Linked DNA regions of Mus musculus: regions 1, 2, 4 and 5 are each linked to region 3. The links are chromatin loops, found by intact Hi-C in ENCODE. Cell type or tissue: heart. All regions are shown on one strand.

What was found. Hi-C counts contacts between places; a loop is a spot of excess contacts. Peaks named below come from ENCODE experiments on the same cell type or tissue, not always from the same donor. Only the 100,000 strongest peaks of a DNase experiment are listed, where the experiment ranks them.
Region 1: a loop joins it to region 3, with 2.1 times the contacts of the local background. A loop is called at or near these places in 10 of 42 quality-filtered maps.
Region 2: it touches region 3 in a loop (2.2-fold over the local background); 4 of 42 quality-filtered maps call a loop at or near these places.
Region 4: it touches region 3 in a loop (2.1-fold over the local background); 10 of 42 quality-filtered maps call a loop at or near these places.
Region 5: it touches region 3 in a loop (5-fold over the local background); 39 of 42 quality-filtered maps call a loop at or near these places.

What each region holds. Positions count from the first base shown.
Region 1 is chr19:24,631,874-24,636,873 of GRCm38, reverse strand. No RefSeq gene overlaps it. Among named protein-coding and RNA genes, the nearest start is that of Tmem252, 40 kb to the left of the region's middle. In heart, no CTCF peak of the experiment used is centred here; a DNase peak (open chromatin) is centred at 2,083.
Region 2 is chr19:24,795,198-24,800,197 of GRCm38, reverse strand. All of the region lies in intron 6 of Pgm5 (phosphoglucomutase 5), which reads left to right. Among named protein-coding and RNA genes, the nearest start is that of Gm52405, 61 kb to the left of the region's middle. In heart, no CTCF peak of the experiment used is centred here; a DNase peak (open chromatin) is centred at 2,327; H3K27ac peaks cover 1,912 bases.
Region 3 is chr19:24,703,677-24,708,676 of GRCm38, reverse strand. All of the region lies in intron 10 of Pgm5 (phosphoglucomutase 5), which reads left to right. It overlaps Gm38581 (a long non-coding RNA gene), which reads right to left and starts at 1,459. Exons shown (of 4, transcript XR_877778.3): 1 at 1,273-1,459. In heart, a CTCF peak has its summit at 3,068 (motif pointing left); DNase peaks (open chromatin) are centred at 426 and 4,846; H3K27ac peaks cover 1,479 bases.
Region 4 is chr19:24,619,463-24,624,462 of GRCm38, reverse strand. No RefSeq gene overlaps it. Among named protein-coding and RNA genes, the nearest start is that of Tmem252, 52 kb to the left of the region's middle. In heart, a CTCF peak has its summit at 2,449 (motif pointing left); a DNase peak (open chromatin) is centred at 2,442.
Region 5 is chr19:24,869,109-24,874,108 of GRCm38, reverse strand. No RefSeq gene overlaps it. Among named protein-coding and RNA genes, the nearest start is that of Pgm5, 9.8 kb to the right of the region's middle. In heart, a CTCF peak has its summit at 2,610; no DNase peak of the experiment used is centred here; H3K4me3 peaks cover 527 bases; H3K27ac peaks cover 219 bases; H3K27me3 peaks cover 1,119 bases.

The DNA of each region.
Region 1 (5,000 bases), 72 kb after region 3:
CGCTCTGCAGAGAGAACCACAAGGTGGAATATATTTAGTTTGTTACATAAAGCAGAATGATTACAGCAACAGTCTTCATTGCTAATTCTGCCCCAGGTTAGAATGCAGGCAGGACTAGGGAGTCCTGTTAGAGAGAAGCAGCAAACTAGTGAGGGAGAAGACTGGAGAGAGGAATCCAGTTGGTTGCTTTCGCTTACAGTTTCTTGGAAATCCTCGAATCCCTGCAGGCTGCAGGCGGCATCCATCCAGCCGGTTAGCTGGGTGGGAGGAAGTGAGAGAGCCACATGCAGACCTCAGCCACCTCTCTTTGCTTTATTGGTTTTGTGTAAAGAGTGAGAGCCAGACTTTTGTTTGTTTGGTTTGGTTTTTTGTTTATTAGCTTTAATTTTTTTGTTTGTGTGTGTGTTTGGTTTTGAGACAGGGTTTCTCTGCGTAGCCCTGGCTGTCCTGGAACTCACAGAGATCTGTCTGCCTCTCCCTCCCAAGGGCTGAGATTAAAGACATGTGCCACCACCACCCAGTAAGAGCCACTTTTTAAAAGTCTGAGATTTTGAACAAATGGTAATATCAGCTATGTACTGTTTAAAAAAGAAAGCAAAGACACACACACACACACACACACACACACACAGAGAGAGAGAGAGAGAGAGAGAGAGAGAGAGAGAGAGAGAGAGCGTGTTTCAGGTGTCCACCTTGCTTAATGGAGTAGAGCTGTTAGGCCAGCATTTAGGGGCTTATGCTCACAAGCTCATGGCCAGGCGGAGGGCCATAGGGAGACCCTGTCTCAAGCAACAATAATGAAATAAACAATAAACACTGAGTTTTTCTTGCTTATTCTTGGTGGTTAGTATTGCCACCAAGTGATGTACCACCTGACATACTCTCTGTCCCTCCTCACAATAATCCCTCAAGGAAACCAGAACTAACTCCATTTTATACCTAAAGAAACTTATGGGTGCCCATCTGCTGTGTGGTCAGAACTCCACAGACTCTAAGTCAGAAATAGACACGCTGGTCTTTGATACTCACTTCCTGTCTGCAAAACCTACCCCACATTGCAGTGATGTTTTAGCAAAACCCAGGCCCAGGTACACGGAGACTGAAGAAAGGGACAGATGCAGGATCTCATAGACTGCAATTTATCGTGGAACTTACGGACAAAAACACATGGCCCTGGATGACAACAAGACTAAGTGGATCCAATTACTTGGGACAAAAGAAGGGTTGGGACGAAAGTGACCTCACCTTAGCTGGAGTGGACCTGGCCTATCTTAAGAGAATATCAAAGAGCTGGGCACATTCTCGGCCCCAGGGTCTGCCTATAAAGACCCACATTCTACTCATGGTTTGGTTGGTTGGTTTTGGTAGATGGCGATGGTGGTGGTGGTTGGTTGCTTTCGCTTACAGTTTCTTGGAAAACTTCAGAGGAAAACTGAATAGTGTTATTTTAGGCAGCTGTGGAGGCAAGATGGCGTCACTCATGTCAAGCTGAGTCCATGGGAGTGTTCTGAGGCCCATAATATCTGCTCTCTGTAGCTGTCTTTCTATCTACAGAAATCACCTGAGAAATGAGACACAACGCTTCTGAAACTAGCTAAGTACCAGCGCATGCCCAACACCGCAGGATAGCTAAATAAGAAAATGTGTTTATTTTTTAAAAGATTCACAAGCTGGACACAGCAGTATGGGTCAATAATTCCAGCCCTCAAATGGCAGACACACGAGGATCACAGATTTGAGGCCATACTGGAATATATAGCAACTTCCAGGCTAGCCTAGCTATAGTGAGATCCTGTTTTAAGAATCAAAAACCCAAACAAACAAAAGACAAGAAATTCAGCCATTTTGAAAGAGCAAAGGAAAAATTTATTTTATTCTGCTTTTAGTAGTCTTTGAAGGAGAAAATACTCTCAAATTATCATAGAGGGGATTCAGTGTTTAGCAGTGGCTCCTGCAGGTCTGTCCTTTTTTGGCTTTGCACTCAGTCAGTCAGGAGGCTTCTTTGTAGCCAATCTGCAAGCTCAGAAATGCAGAAGGCTTCTCCTGCCCTCCAGAAGAGGGCTTCAGAGTCCCCATCCCAAGATTCAACCTGATGAAACACAGCTCGACCACTAGAGGGAGACGGCGAGGTCCTCGTGCTTCTGTGAGATTTCAAGTTTGTATTTGCTTACGAAGATGTCCTGATGCTTTCACCTAAGAGTCGGGCTTTACACTGAGTGCACCGAGCCTGTGGAAATGTGCCCTCCAAACCCAGGATTCTGTCTCATTTGAGTCTATCTGACATCCGCTTACCCAATAAAAAAATCATTATCTCCTGTTCAGGCTCTTCAAAAAACTGTTTGAAAAATAGATTGTCTTTGTGTGCTCAAGTCAGCCACACCTCAAGAAACTTTCAGAATGCAAAATATCTCCTACTGCTTTACTCCTGAGGTAGTGCCAGTCAATATGGAATGTACAGATGGCAGGAACTCTCACCCTGGGCCATAAGAAAGTAGCCCACTCAGTTCCCACACAAGTCACCTCTATCCGTGCCTATTTAATAGAGCTGCCGATGGACTCTGGGGGAGTCAGTGTGCTTCCCCAAGTGTGACTGCAAAGGGCTCTGGTGCTAAAGATAAAGACAATGATGAAATTTATGCTTTGAGTACCTCTTCTGCACACAGCTAAGACTTTTGACTGGATACTGGGTTTTTATAGCAGGGAGGAATTGAAGGAGATTGAAGATAACCCACAACATGAATAATTACCCTGGCAAAAGTGTTACTCACCCAGCCCAGAAATGTCGCTCTACACCTTAGTACGTACCCTCCCTTCACCTGGAACCGCAGCCCAAGGCAACGTGGTACCCACAGATGGCTGGTGATGATGCTGTATTTCAGTGCCGTACAGTCATGTGGATGGTATAGTGGGGGAGGGGGAGCGGGACATGGATGGCACTGGTATCTAGAATGTCTAGAATGATACTAGTTGGACAGTGTAAGTGTAGGGCATAGCTTCGTTCACAGGTCTGGCTGGATAGGAGCGTCTTCATGGTTTGCTATTGGGCCTTTGAATAGAAAGCAGTAGCAGCGTCTTCTGCAACCTTTATCATTGTTCAAGCCAGATTCATAAGCAGTAAGCTCTCATTTCAGGAACTATCATAAAACCTCATGAGAGAAGGACTCTAGACTGACTTTGTAAGCAGACCTTTTCTTTCAATCCTGCTAATGTCCTTCCCACTGCTCAAGACCTATTTTGAAGGCCTCTTTCTTTCCTGATGTGTTTCCTGGTACCCAGGAGGATGTGACCTCTCCCATTGTTTCAATAAGGAGCAATGAAGCCAAATACCCCACCTCTCTTCAGGATACAAATGCTGGGCAGTCCCCTTCTTTACATTGAATGTACATGAGGTATTTATAAGGCCAAGTGATATGGTTCAGCCCTAAATACATAGAACCAACAAAAGTTGCCTCGTGATCCATTGTAAGTCAGACTATCCTTGGGCCCTCTGTCCTTCCCTGTGTGGTCCTGGCCAATGGATATAGAATTTCTATGAGGCAGCTAGAAGACAGTCTAGCAAGTTGATTAAAACCAACCTTCACAGCAAGACTGTCTTCCAGCTGCCCCATGGGACTTCTACATCCATTGGCCAAGGCCACACCTGAGTCCAGAGCCTCACCTGAGGAATCGTCCTGATTACTTGATTGCTATGTGGGTGGCACCTTCTGGTAGCAGCCCAGATAAGAAAGGTGTGGCAGCAGGAAGCTTACTTGCCTTTTGTTCCTTTGGCCTTCCCTCTCCCTGCAGATTTACCCTATCACTGCTTCGGATTCCTTAGCCAGTACCAGAACCAGGATTTCGAAGCTTCCACTGGGACTGGGGACCAGTGGCTTTCCAGAAATCTTCCAGGTTTTCAACATCAATCAGATTGGGACTCTAAGGCACCTAGCATGCGTACTGAAAATCCACTGTGTTGATGGCCTCCCTAGTGAGATGGCTAGGACAGACCTACTCCAACTGTGGAAGCAACAAGTCTCGAGGACCAAGCAAGCAACTCGGTTCTCTCGAGTGTATACACACACACACACACACACACACACACAGACACACACACACACACACACACACACACACACACCTACATACATACATATATTCATTCCACTGATACTCCACTGATTCTAGTATTCTAGAAAACCCAGTCTAATACAAATTGTGGTACCAAAAGCATTTCTGGAGAAACAGAATTGTAGGTATGAATTTCTCTAGTGGGCTTGGTGGTATCTACCTGACTCTCCTACTCAAACTTATGTTCCCTTAAAGAGTCCTCTGGTAGCATATAGAGCACTGAAAAGCCACATGTAAACTCTTTAAAGCACTCTGCAAGATAAATGCATTTGAAATTCCTAATTCTCCTCTTTTAAGGACCAAGGGATTTGGTGTCTCCGTGTATAAAACCTTGGAATGGCTGTAGACTAAGAGAAATGATGATTTTGCCTGGCTCTTTTTATCATCTTTTGACAAGATAACAAAGGGTTTGGAAAGTGGGCCGAGTGATAAAAACTGACCAGCTGTAGATGCGTGTAAACAATCTATAGGTGTCTAAGCATGCCCTGGAAGAGAATCTTCTCTCCAGCAATAACAGAACTAAGTTTCAGAAAACCAAAACCAACCTCTCATTACATGATTACAGCACAAGTCTAGTTCCCTGCCTCCCAAGGTGATAGCAGTTAAAACGAGGGCACTGATTGGACTCCTGTGACTTGGGATGGAGATGTGGGAAAGGACCCCAAGTTCCCATCAGACTGAAAATCAACACACAACGTGATTCTCAAAGGCTTCCAACTTCCGGGAGAGTTTGGGGACAGCAATAAGCTCCCTAAGGCACAGTTGCCTAAAAACAGTGGCCATTTACCACTGCTCCCCAGCTCCCAACATCTACTCATATGTATACCACCCAGTGGACTGACTGAGGAGTCATCTCCTAGTCTTCAGCATTTAACTGGGTGGTCAGCAGGGTT
Region 2 (5,000 bases), 92 kb before region 3:
GCCCTGCCCCCTCACCAGCTACAGCATTTGGGAGAGCTGTCCCCACTCCTCACTGGTTATAGCATTGAGGCGAGCCGGTCTGCATCTTGCCTGGACAGCACAGTAGAGCTGGCTCTGATGGTATGGGCATTGGAGCTGGCCCTGAGGGCAAGGGGTGGTGGTGGTGGTAGTGGTGGTAGTGGTGGTGGTGGTGATGGTGGTGGTGGTAGTGATGGTGGTGGTGGTAGTGGTGGTGGTGGTGGTGGTGGTGGTGGTAGGGGTGGAGCTGGACCACTCCTTGTCAGGGAAGTGCTGGAGAGGTGGCCCTGATGGTGTGAGCACAAGAGAGCTGGTCCTGCTCTTTGCTGGCTGCAACAGGCAGAAGAGATGGCCCCGACCCTCAACCAGGCAAAGCAGGAGGGATGGCCTTGGTGGTGCAGGTCCAGGAGAGGTGGCAGGTTGAAAGACTCAGCTACCACCTAGGCCCAGATCCAGGGCTTTGAGTTGGCCCACCCCAGCATCTACTCCATCTATGATACGCTGGAGCATGTGAAGGGGCTGGCCCTGCAGATCCAAAGCTGCAGGATCTCTATGACACAGGCCAACAGGGTACCTGAGAGGAGCCCCAGGCAGAATCCAGTATTGATAGAGTAGCAGAAGTCAGAGGCCTCGAGCCAGACCAGTGACTCATTGCAGTGAACATTTACAAGTAAAGCTGGGCAAAGGAGTATATACTGTGTGACACACTGCAGCTTCCACAGAGAGAGAGTTTTAACTATTTTTATTTTAGGGTAGAGGTTGCAGGGGCAGAAGGCAGATATGGTGGTGATTGGTGTTCATGATACAAAATTTACAAAGAATTAATAAAAAAAAAAAAAAAGGAAAAGGAAATGCCCCTCAGGCCAATCTGATGGATGCCAGTCATCCCTCCCAGGTGTGTCAGGTTGACAAGATTAAGCCATCACACTTGGTCTGGGAGGGCAGCAAATAGGCTCAGATTTCTGACTTAGTGAGAGAGTGAGGTATTAGTGGCAACACATAGGATATAAGGCACTCCTTCTATACAGGCGACTCGTTAGTGGAGAAAAGTTGAGCTGAGGTGACCAGGACTTGGTACAACCGTCTTATCTTCTTTTACATTATGAGCATCGTCGTGGGAACCCAGGAAAAAAACACCTTAAAAATGGACCATGCCTTCTTTGCTTTTTATTTCGATTTGAGTAGAGTGCTCTGACTGCAGCAGTGGCCCCTGTGGTGGTGAGATGGGATGAGCTAGGTCAGGAAGAGAGAGTTCACTATGCATCAAACCACCCACTGGAGTGACAACATCCAAAAGTGCGGTGGCAAGAGCCCAGACTTCAGCTTCACATCGCTCCAAGGTTGAGCCTGAGACCCTTGTTACTCGTTATCAGGTAGATGCACCCCTACCTAAAGTTTCACCCCCACCTAACCTTTCACCCCACCTAACCTTTTACCCTACCTAACCTTTCACCCCACCTAACCTTTCACCCCACCTAACCTTTCTTTGCTTATTTTCTCATTTGTCAAACAAAAGTCAGCTTTATTGGGTTGTCATGAGCTCAAATGGGATTATTAATGTAGGTGCTTGCTGGCCGTGCAGGAGGCCCTGGATTCATCTCCATCACTTGCAGATGGGAGTCGTAAAGTAATGAGGTCCATATGGAATAAGAACTCAGTGAATACTATCTGGCATTTTTTTTAAAGGTTATTACTTATGTCCTTTGTCTTGTTATTTTCTCCCTCACTCAAGAATCCCATATTATTGAACCATTTATTGAAGACAATCCCATCTCTAAATCATAATCCTAACGTTATGACAACTGGAAGCAAACCTAAGCGCCATAGCCTTCACGGCTCTCGAGCTGAAAGCCGTGGTCCTTATATTTCTGGTCTGATTCTGGTACCTACCGTATACTAGATTCCCTGCCTTCTCCTACTGTTGGCTACTACCTGAAAGATGAAAGGGACATGGGTCAAGCATGCAAAATTCCCTCCTACTGGGCTTGATGGAAGCATCCTTTGTCAGCAGATCAATTTCTAGATCTTGGGGACCACACTTGAATGCCACCCTTCCTCCACCAAAACTGTTCAGTAATTTCGAGCCACCATGCACAGCTGCCCACAGCAGCCCCACCCATGAGACTGCCAGGCACTTTTCTTAGTCAAGTCCTCCTTTGTCTAGTTATAAATTATCTTTCATTTTAAGAAGAAGATTCCAGAATGTGGAGCTGCTGGGCATGAGGTTGGGGTATGCCGCCCGCTGCGATTTACACATGAACAATGAAGGTCAGGAAATCCAGTGGTGTGAGGTGCTTGCAGGAACAGAGAATGCTGCTGGGCTCATTGGGAAGAGAGTCACAGGCCGACAGGAAACATCTGCTTTAATCTGCTCCAACATCAACAGAATCGATGTGGCGGGAGCCTGTTGTTACTGTGCGGGTTCCACTTCTCCAGCCAGGGCTTGGCCGAGATCAGGGCTGTTTGGACAGGCAGCACCATATGGTCTCCTTTGTCAAAATGTGGATGTAACAAGCAGCAGTATTTGGGAATATCCTGCGGCTATTTTTCTATTTAGAGGGACTGTTTTCTTCTTCACCCTGCCAGCTATCTGTTTCCCTCGCTTCCCTTTTATGTTTTCTCTTTTTCCTTCTCGGTATATTTCCATCTTGGGTTTCCGTGCTTCTCATCCTGGGTTCTAACGCCACAGGAGCAATGAATGCAGTGAGTTTGTGCCCAGGAGTATCTCAGCATCTGGAATTGCCGTGGGAACTCACAGGCACACGACACAGCCATGAAACCATAGAGGTTGTCCACTGCACGTAGGACGTATCTGCCTCCTTTTGCCTTAAGAATCACTTGTGCTGGGGACATGGGGTAAATGTGACTGCCAACAAGCTCAGAGACCTGAGTTTGATCCCCGGGATCCACAGAGTGGAACAGGAAAACCAACTCCTGCCAATTGTCCTTTGATTTCCACATGTGGACCCCTACCCATATACACATGAACACAAAGTGAATCAAATATTATTTAACAAATGTAAAGGTGCTGGTGAGATGGCCTAAGTAGGTAAAGGTGTTTGGCAGGGAAACTCAGTCACATGAATGGGATCCTAAAACTCATGAAAGGTGGAAGGAGAGACCAAACTTCACAAAGTTGATTTCTCCTACCACACACACACACACACACACACACACACACACACACACACACACAGAGAGAGAGAGAGAGAGAGAGAGAGAGACAGAGACAGAGACAGACAGAGAGAGGGAGAGACCCACACATATATATCAGGTACACATAAACACACAGACAATAATAATAACTGAAACAATAATCGGTTATCTGGAATTAACTAATAATGTTTCTTTTTATCTTAGTTTTCATTACTTGAAAAAGTAGTATTGCTCCTGTGTGTATTATATATGTCTGTGTATTTTGCTTGTGCTTATGTGTGCATATACGTGTGCATGGAGGCCAGAGGTTGGTGTCTTCCTTAATCTGCTTTCCACAAGGCTGGGCCCTGTGCCCATAGGAGGGTAGGAGGGGATGGAGGAGGCTTGTTCTGAGAGGCAGCATCCTGGGAGACCCTGAAGCCTACGTTTGCGAGGAAAGCATCCAACAGAGCCTAAGTTTGCAAGTGAACTAAGAGATTAAGATTTGGACCTGGGGACACTTGACCTAAGCAGGGGACTCCAAACACCCCCTGAAGCCTGGGAGGGTCTCAGGAGGTGGGACAGCTGAACTGGTGGGCTTGGGAATGAACAGGGAACTATGGTCAGGACAGGGATCAACTTGGGTTAGACAGAGCCCTAATTCATCATTACATAAAATTTTCTTTATTTTTACCTCATAGCATTGTTGTTATGCACTTAGACTTTAATTTTTTGGTGTGTGTACATGTATGTGCTCTTGTGTGCATGTGTGCCTCCTTGCACATGTGTGTTATGTAATAATGTGTATAGGAGTGCAGCTATAAGTAGATCAGAAGATAGCTTTCAGGAGGTTATGTCTTCTGTCTTGTGTAAGGCAGGGTCTCTCTTGTTTCTGCCATTGTGCTGTAGACTCTAGACTATGTGGCTTGCAAACTTCTGAGAGATTTTCTTGCCTCTGCCTCCTATCTCACTGTAGGCATGCTGGTATTACAGATGCTCCAGCACCTTGGTTTTTTGACTCTTCGGAATCCCAACTGGGTAAATGTTTTTATTGACTAAGCCATTTCCCTAACCCTATTCCTTCAATTCTTGATCATAAGTGTGTTATAGCAGAAGGTATTTTAATGTAATGTACTGTGCCTTAATAATATGTATTGATTTGAATAATTTCTAGACATGGTATTTATGTCTCAATGTGCATATGTCATATACATACATTTTTGTTGAATTAAATTTATCCTCTTTCAGAAAATTCCATTTTCTAGGACTTAGAAATGAGTGTAGAAGAAACCAATATTGTTGTTGCTATTTTAATGGTACCATTAAAGGCAGCATGGCTGGTGTGTATTGAATGATGCCCAAGTCCTATGAGGTATAGTGCATTTGCTGCAGACCTGAGCTAAATTAGCCATGCCCAGGAAAATTGAGAAATAGAGAGGCTCCCCCATAAGTGTTATGCATGACTTTGTGCCATCTACAAGAAACTGGATCAGTGGGAGAAAAGTAAACTTTGGGTGAGGTCCTTTTAGCCAAAGAAGTCTATCTAAGAAGTCACGTGTGGTTCTGATGGTATCTATACCAGCACATAGGGAGATGGCATCTATACCAGCACATAGGGAGATGGCATCTATACCAGCATATGATGAGAGCTGCTGTATAAACAGCCCAACTCCCTTGCCCCTCATGAGGGAATCTCAAGATGGGCATTTCCTCTAGCTCCCAAAGGGCCCTCGTGGGATTAAGTTCTTGCCACCCCTGAAAAAAACTGGCCTGAGATCCTAACTTATATTAGTTTTTTCCCCCCTTTATCTGTTTATCTGTCTTCTCACTGGTTTTCTTACCAGCAG
Region 3 (5,000 bases):
TTTCTTTGGATCTGCTTTGCAGGTGCTCCCCTGGGCTAAAACATTAGCCATCCTTCCTTTTGGAAAAGTGGAAGGGCAGAAATTCAGGCTATTTCTCACTGTCTGGTTGGTTATTCGGAATTTCCTGCTCTAATCTGTCACCATGGAGCAACCCCCTTTTCTATTGGAAGTTCAGTTTATGCAGGCTGTCTTGCTTTGGAGAATCTCCAAGAACTTGGTCATCACCATGTTGTGGATTCTTCTACCTGCTCCCAAAACTCAAAGATCTGTAGGAGCAAACTCATCCCAGATGAGGAAGTAGAGGCCCGGGAGGCATTCTCAGGGTAGTGGGGGTGTGAATAGACAGAGCCCATGACCAGCATCTAATCTAGCCCTTCCTCTCAAGATTATGAGGTTTCCATGCCAGGGGCAGGCTACGCGCTGCCAAAAATAATTCGTCAGTGAGCACATTTCAACCAAGATAGTACCAAGCCACACAAGAATTAGATGGAGACTCACATACTCTTTCCGAATAAAACTGTCTGCTACACCTCACGTTGAGACCAGAGAAGAAAGGCAGGAGCTGTGCGCACTGGGTGAGGAATGATTTCCTGGCCTCTGCACCCCTGAGTCATTCTGACTTGAGACTATGTTTTTCTTAGCATCTCCCCTCTGTTTGCACAGGACAAGTGGTTACTATACTTGCTTATTTTTTTTCCTTTCCTCCCATGCTAGGCTCCTTCCAGGGCATTAGGCCTTCTATACACAAATAAGTCTCCAAAGACTATACACAATGCCATAAAGAGCAAACGGCATTTTTGATAAAGGTTTTTCTTGAAGCCAAAAATCCCCCAGAGGCCTGTTTCTAGGTGGCTGTGTGGGCAAGCAAAACATAAACAGTGCTTGTTTTAGTCCCCATCACTGCGTATCTTCCACCCTGTTGGTATACAAATGTGCCTCTCTGAGTGGCTGAGGAAGTCCTTCCAATACAAGCAAGAGTCTTTCCCCAGGACCCAAGTAGGTGGGGGCTGAGTACATTTATTTTAGCACATGATCTAGCTAAAAGTTCTGTATTAAAATAGAATTCCTGATTAAAATAGCACATATCATTGACTCACTGACTGAAGCCCTATTGCATAATACATTGGGATCGTGATATAACAGTCAAAATGTAAAAGCATTCTAACCCCATAAGGGAAGAGGGCCTAGGGTAAAGGGGAAGGGAGGAGCTTGGGAGGAGGGGAGGGGATGGAAGAAAAGGGGAAGGGAGAGAAGTCAGGCACAGTGGCTTACCCACATTAATCACTGCTTAGATCCATCTAGGCCCTTCCATCGGAGGTTTTAAGGTTTCTGGGAAATGCTGCTTCCTGGCACAAACTGCTCTTTCCTTCTAAGAATTCCAAGAGGAAGAGGCTTTGGCTAATCATTAACAGAGACAAAGACAGGACACCGCGAAGCTGCTGGATCCCTCCTGACAAGTGGCGCAAGGACTTGTCTGTTCACCCTTAGAGTCTGCTTCTTCAGTTTTGTCACCTGGATTGCAAAGAACACATCCCTATGTGAGCACATGAGTGGGTGCACATGCACAAACACACACACACACACACACACACACACACACACACACACACACACCTGTTAAAGTACTCTTTAGTCTATAGTTCTGTTAAGTAACTGCGTACATTTAACCCACTTTGCACATGGATTGCTTCTTTCTCAGACAGTCAAAGAACAAGAACCTGGCAGCTTTAAACACTCAGACTTGTTACCTCGAGGAGGAAGTGTTCAAATTAGCCTAGGGATTTAACTAGGAAACCCAGTGATGTCATCAGTGGGCCCGCTACTCCCGCCCCTACAGCTAGAGTTTCTGCTGCGTCCTTTTGTAGAGGTGATGGTGCTGTTTGTTTTAAGTTGACATCAAGTCATCACTGTACCTACAGCAAACTATTTACAGCTAGTCTATCCATACTTAGCTATGATTGGTGGTGAGGGAAGAAAGGACCTGAGAAAGGCCCTGGGAGGAAAGGTGATTTGCACAGTTTTGGTCTTTGCTATATTCGGAAACTCCCAAGTCCCGCCAAGGACAGATGCTAAAATATCACATCGTTTTCAGACACAGTTACTTTAATTTTACTGGCAATCAGGCCCCTAATGAGCTCTCAAACCAGCTGGTGGAAACTTGTAAAAAAACTTGGGCTGGAACGGTTTAAATTCACAGGTAACAAGAAACAGTATGGCTGTTTCCACATCCCTTCCTTCTCACCTCTTGTCAGGATCGTCAAACATGCCGTTCGCTTTCTCCCTTGTCCACGGGAGCCCAGGGGTGGAGTAGCTAATGCACAAAAGACAGCAAAAGGAAAAAGGAAGGCTGTTTTAAAAGACCTAGGTTAATCAGAGAATGAAGGTCAGCTTGGGACTAATCAAGATGGAACCACACCCCAGCCCACTCCAATCTTGGGAAGGAGCCAATACTCTCGAACCTTCCTTGAAACTGATTACTGGGTGTATTTCTGATATAAGCTGTGTCCAGCAGAAGAGAACCTAAAGCATCCTGAGGTTTTGTTTGTTTGGTTTGGTTTGTTTAATGCATGTGTCAAACCTAAGCCCACCTACCATTTTGTTCTAACAGTCCTTATAATAATTTATAGTTCAGAAATAGACATTGCAGAGCCATGTGTTTATGTAGGAGTGAATGTCCAGGCCAGGGCACTTTTGAGAGTGCAGGTATCTGTTAATACTTAGGTTGAGATTGGCCATTGTCAACTGGCTGTGTGGTTACTCCAGCTACATCCATCCATCCATCCTGTTGTAGAAGTTAGGTTGGGGCTTCTGAGAAAGTGGGAAGGAGAGAAGAGTTAGATCAAAGAAGTTCAGCCCAGACTGTCATCAGAACCACTTGGAAAGATCTATAAAAACATCAGCAGACCCATGTTTAGAGATTCAGTTTTCAGAGTTGTGAATTGAGATTTAGCAAGATGCTTCTAACATTAGTGTTTAAATGTATCAGTAAGGATATGCCAGGCTCTAGTCTAGATACTTAAATAAGCTGCTTCTGTCATTCCTCATTTCACTGCCCCCTGGTGGTGAGACTATTGTTAATCTCACTGGTTGAAAATAAGACCACTACCACAATTTTGTGCCAAATTTGAAGCAAGCTTTAATTGAATGCTGACCAGGATAATGGACGCTGGTCAGGTCTACTCTTGGGTTCCCAGGAAATGGCACACATCACATTTTGCAGGGGTTCTGAAAGGCAACCTTCTAAGGTCACTGTATTTTCCATCAGGTCCAGTCAGAGGCAAGCTTACAGCCTACATGTGATAAGGCACAACTGGTAGGCTTGGTTCAATAAACTCGCTTAGGAGAGTGAAACACGTGGCTGGTTATTTCCCAAGAACTATAGCTCCCAGAGTTCCAGCAAACTCTTATCCTTGGACAAGTGGGGCCTACAGGTTAATGTTACAATCATCATCCAGTTTTCCAAAAGTAGAAACCCTGATAGGGAGTTGTTCTGATCCATGGACCATTTCTGGATTGGTTTTGTTTTAAGAGAGACTTCTGGTCAGACGAATGGTTAAGTCTAAAGGGGTGAGGATTTCTAACCCAAGCTTGAATTGAATGCAGTGTCTGGACATTTAGTTCAATTTTATTTATTAAGAGGTTTGCCTTCAAAGGCTGGGGGATGGCTGAGCAGCTAAGATGTTTCTTTTTCTACATTCATCAATTCTTTGAGGAGCCTCTATCATCAACTGGGTCCCAAGAACTCAGTAAAATTCAATTCAATTCAGTCTCACCTGACCTCCAGAAAGGGCTCCAGTGGACTGTAACCACACACATGTCTCAGAAGGTATAGCTCAGGGATGGCCAAGGGAGAACTGTGCAGAGCCAGTCAGGTATGGGGGTGAGGTGGGGTGGGAGTTCCCTCCAATAATACCCCTTCCTATGGGTTCTCCTAACTCTCTTCAGGAGTTATGGAGGCTTCCTTACTCAAATTTGATTGATAAAGCCAATGCCCTCAATTGCTGAGCTCACCCTAGGGGTCAGGGAGTCACAAGTTCAAACTGTCTAACCAAATGGGTGTGTCCTTGTCAGACAGCTCCCAGCCTAAAGACACTGTGTGAGTATGAAGTTGCCCGTGGGTGGAGCATAGTCAGCCCAAATGCTCATCACCCAGGCAATCCCAATAGTGTTAAATCTATGCCAGGAACACAAGCACATATGGCTTCTTACCATTTCAGACATAGAAATCTGGGCAAATGACAAGTTTTCCACAAGTAGCCTTTTACAACATTATTGAAAGAATAATATTCTAAATGCATGCTGGCTATGTTTTATAACTCATAAATAGCCTGGAATTATTAGTCGAAAACTTGAAGACTAGAATTAGAAATTGAGTTATTTATGATGTAAGATTGGAAACATGACAGACTTCAAAGAGACACAACAGGCTTTACTTAACTGGTCCATTTTCAGGATGTGATGAAAACATGTGTGAGTGTGGATGTGTATACGTGTGTATTTGTATGTCTGAGAGAGTGGGAACACAGTTTTAGAGTCATACGATAAGCATATAATAAAATACAACTTTGCTATTAAGAAAAAGATCCTCATAGGATGTCTTAACTAAGCCACATGTTTGAAGAAATCCACGAGGAAAGACTACATTTTTCCCTTTCTCCTTAGAATTTAGTATATGTGGCTGTAACGCGGCCCAGAGCAGGAGGTGGAATTGATACAGAGAGAGTTTAGAGAAGAAACACATGGCGAAAGAGCTGGGCTATAAACTCTATGGCCAAGTTAAGGAACTGGCTCATTTCCTTGGAAGAGACAGATGACCCAAACATCTTTAGAAATTTAAAAATAATATGAGGTGGCGACAGATGACCAGCTGTTCGCCAGGGCTAATGAATATGAAATTTGAGGAAATAAACTCAAGCTGAAGGGGAAGAGGTTCAGATTGCTGTCTGGACCGTTTCTCAACAGCGACTTTTCCACCAGCACAGCTAGAATAGCCAGTATGA
Region 4 (5,000 bases), 84 kb after region 3:
CGCCCTGCACAGTCACAAGATCACCTTGACTCTGGACAACAATGGAATATCTGAGACGAGTCTCAGCAATAATCCAGCTTTTATGGTGTTTCAGAAACCAGAAACATTGAACCAGACCAATGACTCCTTGCAATAGGTATTGACCTGTTTGGGCCAAAAATACACTGGGTGACACACTGCAGTTTGCAATGCCACTTTGATGAATAGGTGTGTGATGGAGCCATGGGATGATGGCAGAACTAGAGACCTGCAGTGATGGGTACGAGAGCACAGGAGTGGAGGACTGGGAGCACAGGAGTGGAGGACTGGGAGCACAGCTGTGGAGGACCGAGAGCGCAAGAGCGCAGCTGCAGTGGACTGGGAAACATGCTGTTTCCGATTAGGGCTGGCAGAGTGGTATGCAGTAGCCTGAATGTGAAGCCCAGCTGCACAGTCACCCTGTCTCTGAGCATCAATAGGATGTCTAAGATGGAGACCATTCACTTTTCTGGATTGGGCTTACTCAGAAAGACTTCCATGGTCCATGCTGTCACTGGAGACCATATTGGTGTCTGTGGTTTGTGCTACTGCTGGAGGCCATTAGTGTTCATGGTCCATGTTACAACCAGAGGACAAATTGTTGTCTGTGGTCTATGCTGCCATCTAAGACGAGGCTGATGTTTGTGGATCTTATTACCACCAGAGAACTCATAGATATCTGTGGATCATGCTGCCATCTGAGGCCATGTTGATGTACACGGTCTGTGCTCCCACTGGAGGCTGTGTAGATGTCCGTTTTCTGTATGGCTGCCTGAGACCGTACTGAAGTATGTGGTCTGTGGAACGCCACTGAAATCTAGGAGGAAGTCCACGATCCTGGCTGCTGTTGGCTGCTGTGGGCAGGAAGCATCTTCTGTAGTGGAATAAATGACTGCAGACTCAGAGTTGAGAAGGAGAGACATTGAAGGGTTCTGTGACAACCCCTTCACCCCCCAAACCCTGACCAAACCAGTCTAGACAGGAAGCCATTGAAGAGACTCCCTAAAAAGTATGATCAAGATGCTTAAGTGTAGCTCTTCAGAGAAGATGGCCTACGGAGGAAGTGAAGAGGGGGGCAGGCTCAGTTATCTTTAAGGGGTTGGCCACTGGGAGCTTGACCAAGCTCCAAGAAGGCAGACCTAGGAGGAGTGGGAAGCAAGGGTGATCATGGTGCAGTGTGTGAAGTTTCTAAATAATCAATAAATATATTATGTTGGGGGAAAAAAGGAAGTTCTTAAATGGAAAGTTGAGACATGTGACAAGACTGTTACAGATGGAGTTTGAAGGGCTGGGGAGATGGCTCTGCTAGTTGAGTGTTGTGCCATGCAAGCATAGAGACCTGCGTTTGGTTCCCAGCACACACATTAAAAAGCCAAGTGCTGTAGGCTCAGTGGTGGGGAGGCGGGGACCTGAGAACCCCTGGTGCTCGCTGGTTGGTCAGTGTAGCTAAACCAACCTGTGGCCTCCACATGCATATGCACAAATACAAACGCATGCGTACAAACGATGAATAATTTAAAAATATTAAATGGAGCTTGACCTTGAGGAAAAGAATAGTTGAAGTTTCATAGTTGCTTTTCTTCATTCAATAATAAGAAAGACCAGCCGGGTGTGGTGGCGCACGCCTTTAATCCTAGCACTTGAGAGGCAGAGGAAGGTGGATTTCTGAGTTCGAGGCCAGCCTGATCTACAAAGTGAGTTCCAGGACAGCCAGGGCTATACAGAGAAACCCTGTCTCGGAAAAAAGAAAGAACATGTGTGTGTGTGTGTGTGTGTGTGTGTGTGTGTGTGTGTGTGTATGGCCTGAATCCATGCATATGGCAAAAAGTAGAGGAAGGTGGCTGGCTTGAATTCAGAATAAATAAAGAAATAATGGCTTAAGGGCACTGCAGCCCTTCCAGAGGATGGGGGCATTTCCCGAGCATGTCCATAATAACTGTAACTCCAGTTCCAGGGGGTCTGACACCTCCTCCTGGCCTCCGTGGGCAGCCGTCACACACATGTGACACAGACATTCATGCAGGCAAAACACCCACACACATTAAAATAAAATAGGGTTTAAATAATAAATACTTAAAACAAATGCCTATTAATTAATTAATTATAAATTAAATTAAATATTATTAAATTAATAATCTATAGATAAATCATATTTATCTTATAAATTTATAATGTATAAATAAACAAAATAAATTAACTTTAAATTAATTAAATCAAAAATATTTCATTAAACTAATAATGAATTATTATTTAAATTTGGATATAAATAATATTTAAAATAAATGAATGATAAATAATAAATATCTAATATTTTATATGTGTAGGTGTTTTGCGTGTGTAGACACATATCTATTATTCTTTTGTTTTTCAAACGTGACCTCTCCCATTCCTCAAGCCTGTTGTGGCGTGGTGGTGCGCCCTCTGGTGGTTCAAGGTTTAAATAGCTCCACCTGCCCCAGTAGTGACTGTTCTGGTAGAAACCAATCTCAATTAAAATAAGAAACCTCAATTTGGAGGTGTGTCCTGGATATGCCAAGTCAGGGTGATTTCCAGGAATTTTTAAGGTATTTCTGGTTTGCATGAGCGTGTGTGATTTGCATATATGTTTTCAAGGACATATTCTAGCCACCTGTGCCTTGGGTTGATCTGTGTGGCTTGAAATAAAGCCGGTTAGAGGAGACAGTGTGAAGTGGACAAAATGGGTTTCTGGCAAGCGGCCCGTCCTGTTTTTGTGCTAAAACACCAACCAAAGGTAACTAGTAAAACCTAGTTAGTAACCTAGTTAGTAAAACCAACCAAAGTTGCTAGTTAGAGTCAGGAAAGGAAGAAGTTAAGGGTGCGTCTTATTTTTTTTTTTTTTTTATTTATTTATTTATTTTTTGGCCCTGGCATCTGGGTACACAATGGTATTGTTCACTGATTTGAATTCTACAGCAGGCAAGGGTTTGTGGGAGCTGTGAAGAGTCCAGTTTATGATATGCTTGTCCTAAACCAGTGGTCCTCCACCTTCCTAATGCTGTGACCCTTTAATACAGTTCCTCACGTTATGCGTGACTTCTAACCATAAAACTATTTTTGTTGCTACTTCATAACTGTAAGGTTTCTGCTGTAGGAATCATAATGTAAATATCCGTGCTTTCTGGTGGTCTCAGGTGACCCTGAGAAAGGGTCATTCGACCCACAGGTTGAAACCTGCTGTTGAGATGACTGTGTGGAGAAGTCAGCCTGTGAGCTCGCTGAGTCTCCGTCTGAAGTTCTTTCTGCTGCAGTGTGGATGTTTGTCCTCCACACGGATCTTAAACTTGCGGATGGCAGAGAGTGGGTGCTGGCAGGGACCTTTAGTCATGGCTGCGCTGTTCTGGCCTAAATGGTTTGGCTGGGGCATCTCTTTTGATGATGGTATATAAGGAATAATGCATGAAAGAAATCCAGTATTCCCCTTCCAGAAAGCATCCCCACACCATGCTAATGTTATTCTTGATGCATCAATGCAAGGGCTCTCGATGCATGCTAAGCCAGATGTTTTCCTTTTTTTTTAACAATCTAGTCATTGTGTGTCTTCTCCAGAATCACTTCTTATAACACAAAGGGAAGGTTTAGAATGAAGAAGGCAAAATGGCAGGCACCATTAGTATCTGCTACAGACTATTTACTGGGGGCCAGGGGATTCCCTCGGACTCCGAGTAAAGAGCTCAACTCAAAATCAGTTAATGTCCCCACTAACGGGGCTCAGTGGCAGGGGTTGCTCCTTAGGTGCTATACCAATGAGGACACAATTTGTACATATTAGAACCTTATCAGGAGTGAACACTAAACAACCCCCCAGCCAGGAAAATGCTAGCAACATGCTAGCTTACGTGCTTTGAACATAACATCTTCAAAGGCACGAGCGGGACACCAGAAGTAGATAATGAAGCCTATTGCTGGAGACACTGCATGCTTTAAATGAGATCACAGAAATGGAGCTGAGGCTGAAAGTCCCCTATTGGCAAGTTTCCATACTGCTGGACAGTACTATGTAGGCTGCTGGGAGGGGAAAGTCAGCAGTAATCTCTCTCAGCTATGGGCCCTGTCTTAGTTAGGGTTTTACTGCTGTGAACAGACACCATGACCAAGGCAACTCTTATAAAGGACATTTAACTGGGGCTGGCTTACAGGTTCACAGGTTCAGTCCATTATTGTCAAGGCAGGAGCATGGCAGCATCCAGGCAGGCATGATGCAGGAGGAGCTGAGAGTTCTACATCTTCATCTGAAGGCTGCTAGGAGAAGACTCTTTGAGAGAGCTAAGATGAGGGTATTAAAGCCCCACCCACAGTGACACACCCACTCCAACAAGGCCACACCCTGGGTCAAGCAAATACAAACCATCACAGACTCTGCAGGTGCAATTCTGACCCGTCAGGCAAAGTATGCTCACCGGGTCAATAGTGAAAAGAATGTTTTGGGGCTAAATAAGCACTATCCAGTTTGATCTGTGGTCTGCTCTGTGGGATGGGCTAGGTCTGCAAACCTGTTCAAAGCCTGTGGCTGGCAGGGTCCCAGGCCTGAGGGATGTACTGCCGATGTGTTGATAGATGGAAATGTAGCCAAATTGCCTCCCAGATGAGTGTGTTTACTCCTGTAGATAGTGCCACTGTCAGCTTCGACCAGAGACGCTTTTGTAGTGCAGAGAGCAACGAAGAATGCAGCCTCACAATGGTCAAAGTGCTGAGAATACATTGAGTGCTCAGCCCTGAACAAGACGTCTATGTCACACACACACACACACACACACACACACACACACACACACTACACTAAGGTTGGGAATGTGGCAGAACATGGAGAGGAAGATAGGGAAAGCATAAGAATGTGGAGAAGGAGTGCTATGAAACCCTCTCTTTCTGGGTGTAGTACGCCATCATAATTGTAAACACACAGCAACTACACCTACTGGCACAAGACCTACAACCCCACAAGAAGACACAGGCATTGGGGGTAC
Region 5 (5,000 bases), 170 kb before region 3:
CATTGTCAGGGCTGGAGTTAAGCTCACCAGTTAAGTGCACTGGCTGTTCTTCTAGAGGGCCTTGGCTTGGTTCCCAGCAACCATGTGGTGACTCTCAGCTATGGGTAACTCTCGTTCCAGAGGATCTGACACCTTCTTCTGGTCTCTGAGAGCATCACACACATGTGCAGACATACATGCACAAATACAAATAAGCAAACAAGTAAATAAAACAAAAAAGGCAAAAGCAGATGGAGTGGGCCTATATGGGCCTGGGTGGCTCTCTCTCTCTGTGTGTGCATGTGTGTGTGTTTGTGTGTGTATGTATGTTTAACACACTTCTAGAATCTGCTACTGCCCTTGGACATTTGGAGACACTGGCAGGTGGCAAACTGGATCTCAGGGGGCAGGAGTCCTGTTTTTCTGGCTGCCTTTTCTTCTCTTCTCTTCTCTTCTCTTTTTTCTTTCTTTATTTTTCTTCCTCTCTATCTCTTCCTTCCTTCCTTCCTTTTAATTATATATATTTTATTAGATATCTTCTTTATTTACAATGAGGAAATGTTATCCTCTTTCCTCATTTCCCCTCTGAAACCCCCCATCCCATCTCCCCCCCTCCACTCACTAACCCACCAATTCCCGCTTCCCTGTCCAGGCATTCCCTTACACTGGGACATCATCGATCCTTTACAGGACCAAGGGCCTCTCCTCTCATTGATGTCCCACAAGGCCATCCTCTGCTACTTATGCAGCTGGATCCATGAGTCCCTCCTTGTGTACTCTTTGGTTGGTGGTTTAGTTCCTAAGAGATCTGGGGGTCTGGTTGGTTCATATTGTTCCTCCTATGGGGCTGCAAACCCCTTCAGCTCCTTGGGTCCTTTCTCTAGCTCCTACATTGGGGACCCTGTGCTCCGTCCAATGGATGGCTGTGAGCATCCACTTCTGTATTTGTCAGGCACCGGCAGAGCCTTTCAGGAGACAGCTATATCAGGCTCCTGTCAGCAAGCACTTGTTGGCATCCACAATAGTGTCTGGGTTTGGTAACTGGATATGGGATGGATCCCCAGGTGGGACAGTCTCTGGATGGCCTTTCCTTCAGTTTCTGCTCCAAACTTTTTCTCAGTATCTCCTACCATGGGTATTTTTTATCCCCCTTCTAAGAAGGACCGAAGTATCCACTCTTTGATCTTCCTTCTTCTTGAGCTTCATGTGGCCTATGAATTGTATCTGTGAATTTTGAATTTGAGAAGGGGTGTGCTATGGTTTGGGTAAGCGTCCCTGTAGTCCCTAGGGCTAAAGGCTTGAGTATAGGCACCAACCTTAGGGTAGGAATTGGTAGGCGGAGGCTAGCTCAGTGAGGGTAAGTTCTAGAGGGGATCAGGGACCTTCCCCTTTCCTGTTTCTTAGTTTTCCACCATGACATGGACAGGCCTTCTCTGCCACATGCTCCCACCATGACAGGCTGGCTTATCACTAGACCAAAGCAATAAGGCCAAGAGAACATGGGTAAAACTTCTAGCCCTGTGAACCAAAATAAGCATTCTGTCATGTTGGTTACCTTAGACAACTAGTGATGTCTGAAGAGCTGACAGACACAGGCTGTCTGGTAGACACAGGTGGGAAGGGTGTAGGGCCACTGGCAGTGTAGCTAGGCTCTGAATCCCAAGACCACTATTCATGACACAAAATGAACAATAAAACGTATTGGAATTTAGCAAGAATGCACGTTCTTCTCTTTGATTTGAGTTATGAAAAAAGCTCCTCCAAGGCAAATCGAAGCCAGAGTCAGTCGCAGTTGCATTTCAACAAGGATCCCATTAAAGGAAGGACTTAAACTTCTGCCTTTCATATAGCAAAGGACTAATATTTCTATTGTTAACTGTGGGGTCCAGGAGTTGAAAGGCGATAGTGACTGAATCTTCCCCACTTTGGCTGGCTTAGAGTCAGGGCCTGGGACGGACAGGTGGCTTAAAGGAACCGCTCCTGGGCAAGGCTGCCATCTGCAGAGAGGGTGGAGATCTGTTTTATGTTAACCTTAAAGGGGAGAGGGAGGGGGAGGTGGAGGTAGAGGTGGAGGTGGAGGGGGAGAGAGGGAGAGGGAGAGGGAGAGGGAGAGGGAGAGGGAGAGGGAGAGGGAGAGGGAGAACAAAGAGAAGATGGGGAGGCCAGAGGTCAGTGCTGCTCCCTGTGGGAAAGATTCTGCAGTAGTCATGTGTGCCTTTAAGGGCAAAGTTTCTTTGTAATATGTCCCTTTTAATCAGAAGACTCTGAAAATAAACTAGTTATGAATCAAAAAGGCAGCTCCTAAAGTCTGGGCTTGTTTTGAGTTTTGTGGGGTGCCTTGATTGCAAAGAAGCAATGCTTCATTTCTTGCTCCAGATATAAGGCAGGATTCCCTAGGCTATCATTTCAGATGTCAGGAACCTTGAATGGAACAAACAAACAAACAAACTTTTCTCTACACAGGGTTTCTCCCCATTGTTTAGTAGAGCCTGGTCTAATATTTCCTCCTTAATATATCCTAGAATCCGTGTTTCTCTCAAGTGATGACAAACCAATCATACAGCCTTCCTGTCACTGTTGTCACAGGAAGATCTGCAGATCTTCGCGGACACGCGTCTGCTGCATTTCTTGGCTCCTCCTTTAGGTGGCGCTGTTTGACCATTTTCTCCACTGGTGCCTCAGTACTTGGGACCACATTCAGAAGAGGAGATTGACCCCCGTTGTTGATAAAACCCCACTTTCCCTTTCACAGGATGCTCTCTTTGCACGGAGTACAGCCAGCCGGTGCTCTTTCTGCATTGCAAGCCCGAGACATCTCTCTGTTGCAATAAAAATAAAGACTTCTGAATGACGTACTGCTGCCTGCTCTGTCGTTGCTCTGTCTGAGTCGCCGGGCAGCGGTGGCAGCCTTTAAAAACATAAGTGGATGGATGGTAAAGTGGGATGGGGTGGGGTGATGCGAGGAGATCTGCAAGTCACAGAATGTGGACTGATCGTTGCCATATAAAATAAGCTTGAAGAAGTAGCCTGAAACTGTGCAGGAAAACAGAAAAAGGAGAATTTGCTGTGGGGAGTTATCGGGAGAGGTCATTGTGGGCTGTTCCATGCACAATAACCATAGACTGCTTTTTAAATGTGTGTGTGTGTGTGTGTGTGTGTGTGTGTGTGCTTGCACAGTTCCATGCAGTTGTTCATATTTTCTTTTACAGTCAGAAAGTTGATTTATCTTCTCTTCTTATGGACTTCCTCCTAAAGTTGGAAGCCCCTTGAAAGCTCCCCTCCCCCGTTTATTTATTTATTTACTATTAACAACCATCTTTTGATTCTAGAGTATTAAAGGACAGTTGAACTTTGGGACTCTGGCTCTGGGTGGGGTTGGCAATGGAAGTACAGCATTTCTCAGGAGCTCACTGCTTGGGGACTTCACTCTTGACATTGTGATTCCTGCCCGGCATGGTGGCAGGTGTTGGCTGTTGTAGCCCTTGGAAAGCTAAAACAGAATTGATAGCCTAAGCTATAGTGACACCCAGTCTCAAACAGGACAACACAAAACTGACCCAAGTGTTAGCTTTTTACTTTTGCACTGTTTATTTCAAAGCAGTAGGCAACTTTGGGCTTGTTGTTAATTGTCTTTCATAGAAGATCAAGCTAAGGGGACAATGTAACTGACAAACTTGCTTCACCCACCCCTGGTGCCAGCGGCCAGCATCCCATGGCACTAGTAATGGGGTTGTACTGATTTGGCACCTACTGAGAGCATATTTGACCCATTATCTTTTCAGAATAAGATGCAATATCTCTTGTGTGGAATGATCTGGAAGGGGCCTGGTGCGCTCAGTTTCCTTCCAACACACGTTTGGTGAGATGAATTAGCCGTTTAAATCAGGAGATTCAGCAATTAGAGTCCATTTTTTTTTAACCCCAGAGAAGAGGAAGATATTTGCAGCTGTTTCAGAGAACGCTAAATCAGAGGCTGGTGGAACGTCGCTCTCCCTGAAGGCTTCCATTCCTCGGCAAGCAATCTGTGGGTTGCACATTGAACTGTGGGAGCATGAAGTGCTTGCTTCCGGGAAGACCTGGTGCCTCAGATGTTAGCCATTAGGTCCCAGATGTGAGATTTTTCAAGTTAAACCGAAGCAGCTCTGGTAGGAAGGCCCCTGTCTGATTATCCGTGCCTTCTGTCTCTGGATAGTCATCTCAGAAAAGCCAGATTTCGGCAGAAAAGTTGTTGTTGTTGAACATCGTGCAGCTGAAATCCTTTAAGAATAATAGAAAACACGGGGTAGGACTGGGTACATCGTGCACTTCAACACGATGTAGAGGCCACGGGCTTCCTAATAATAAGCCAAGATAAACAAAAATCCTCACGTGTGTTGAAAATATTACCTTCTCTTGTTAGATAGAGAGCTGAGCCCAGCCATATATCCTCTCCAGTGGTGACAGATTTTTCTGATTATGATTATAATATCAAAGTCATTAGTCTTACCTTTGGCTCAGGAACAGATATCGCTAATCATCAGTGCTTTCCAAGGTAAGGCCTCACTATCCTGGAGGCTTTCCCTCTACCCTGTCATTTTTTCTCCCCTCCTTTGAGTATAAATATCCTGTTGGCTCTCCAGATGGGCTCCAGGGAATGACACAGCATGTTTAGACATAGGTATGGTTTGGCTTGTAATTCCTGTGTGAACTATATACAAGTTTTCACTCCTCTGGATTCCCCTGGCCTCTGGGATGTTCATATCCAACAGTTGAGTACCATTACAGTAACCTGTAATGTTACTGAATTATTTAGTCAGTGGTGGTGTGGTGTGTGTGTGTGTGTGTGTGTGTGTGTGTGTAGAATGTCTAGAATTTCCTCTGTGTTTTCTTTATGGAACAAAATCATGCCACCCCTGGTTCTGGAGAGAAGGAGGCTCTGAGAGCACTGGCTGCTCTTCTAGAGAACTGCAGCTCAGTTCCCAGCATCCACTTTGTGGTTCACAACCCTCTTTAAGGATAGTCCTAGAGGGAGCTGATGCCTT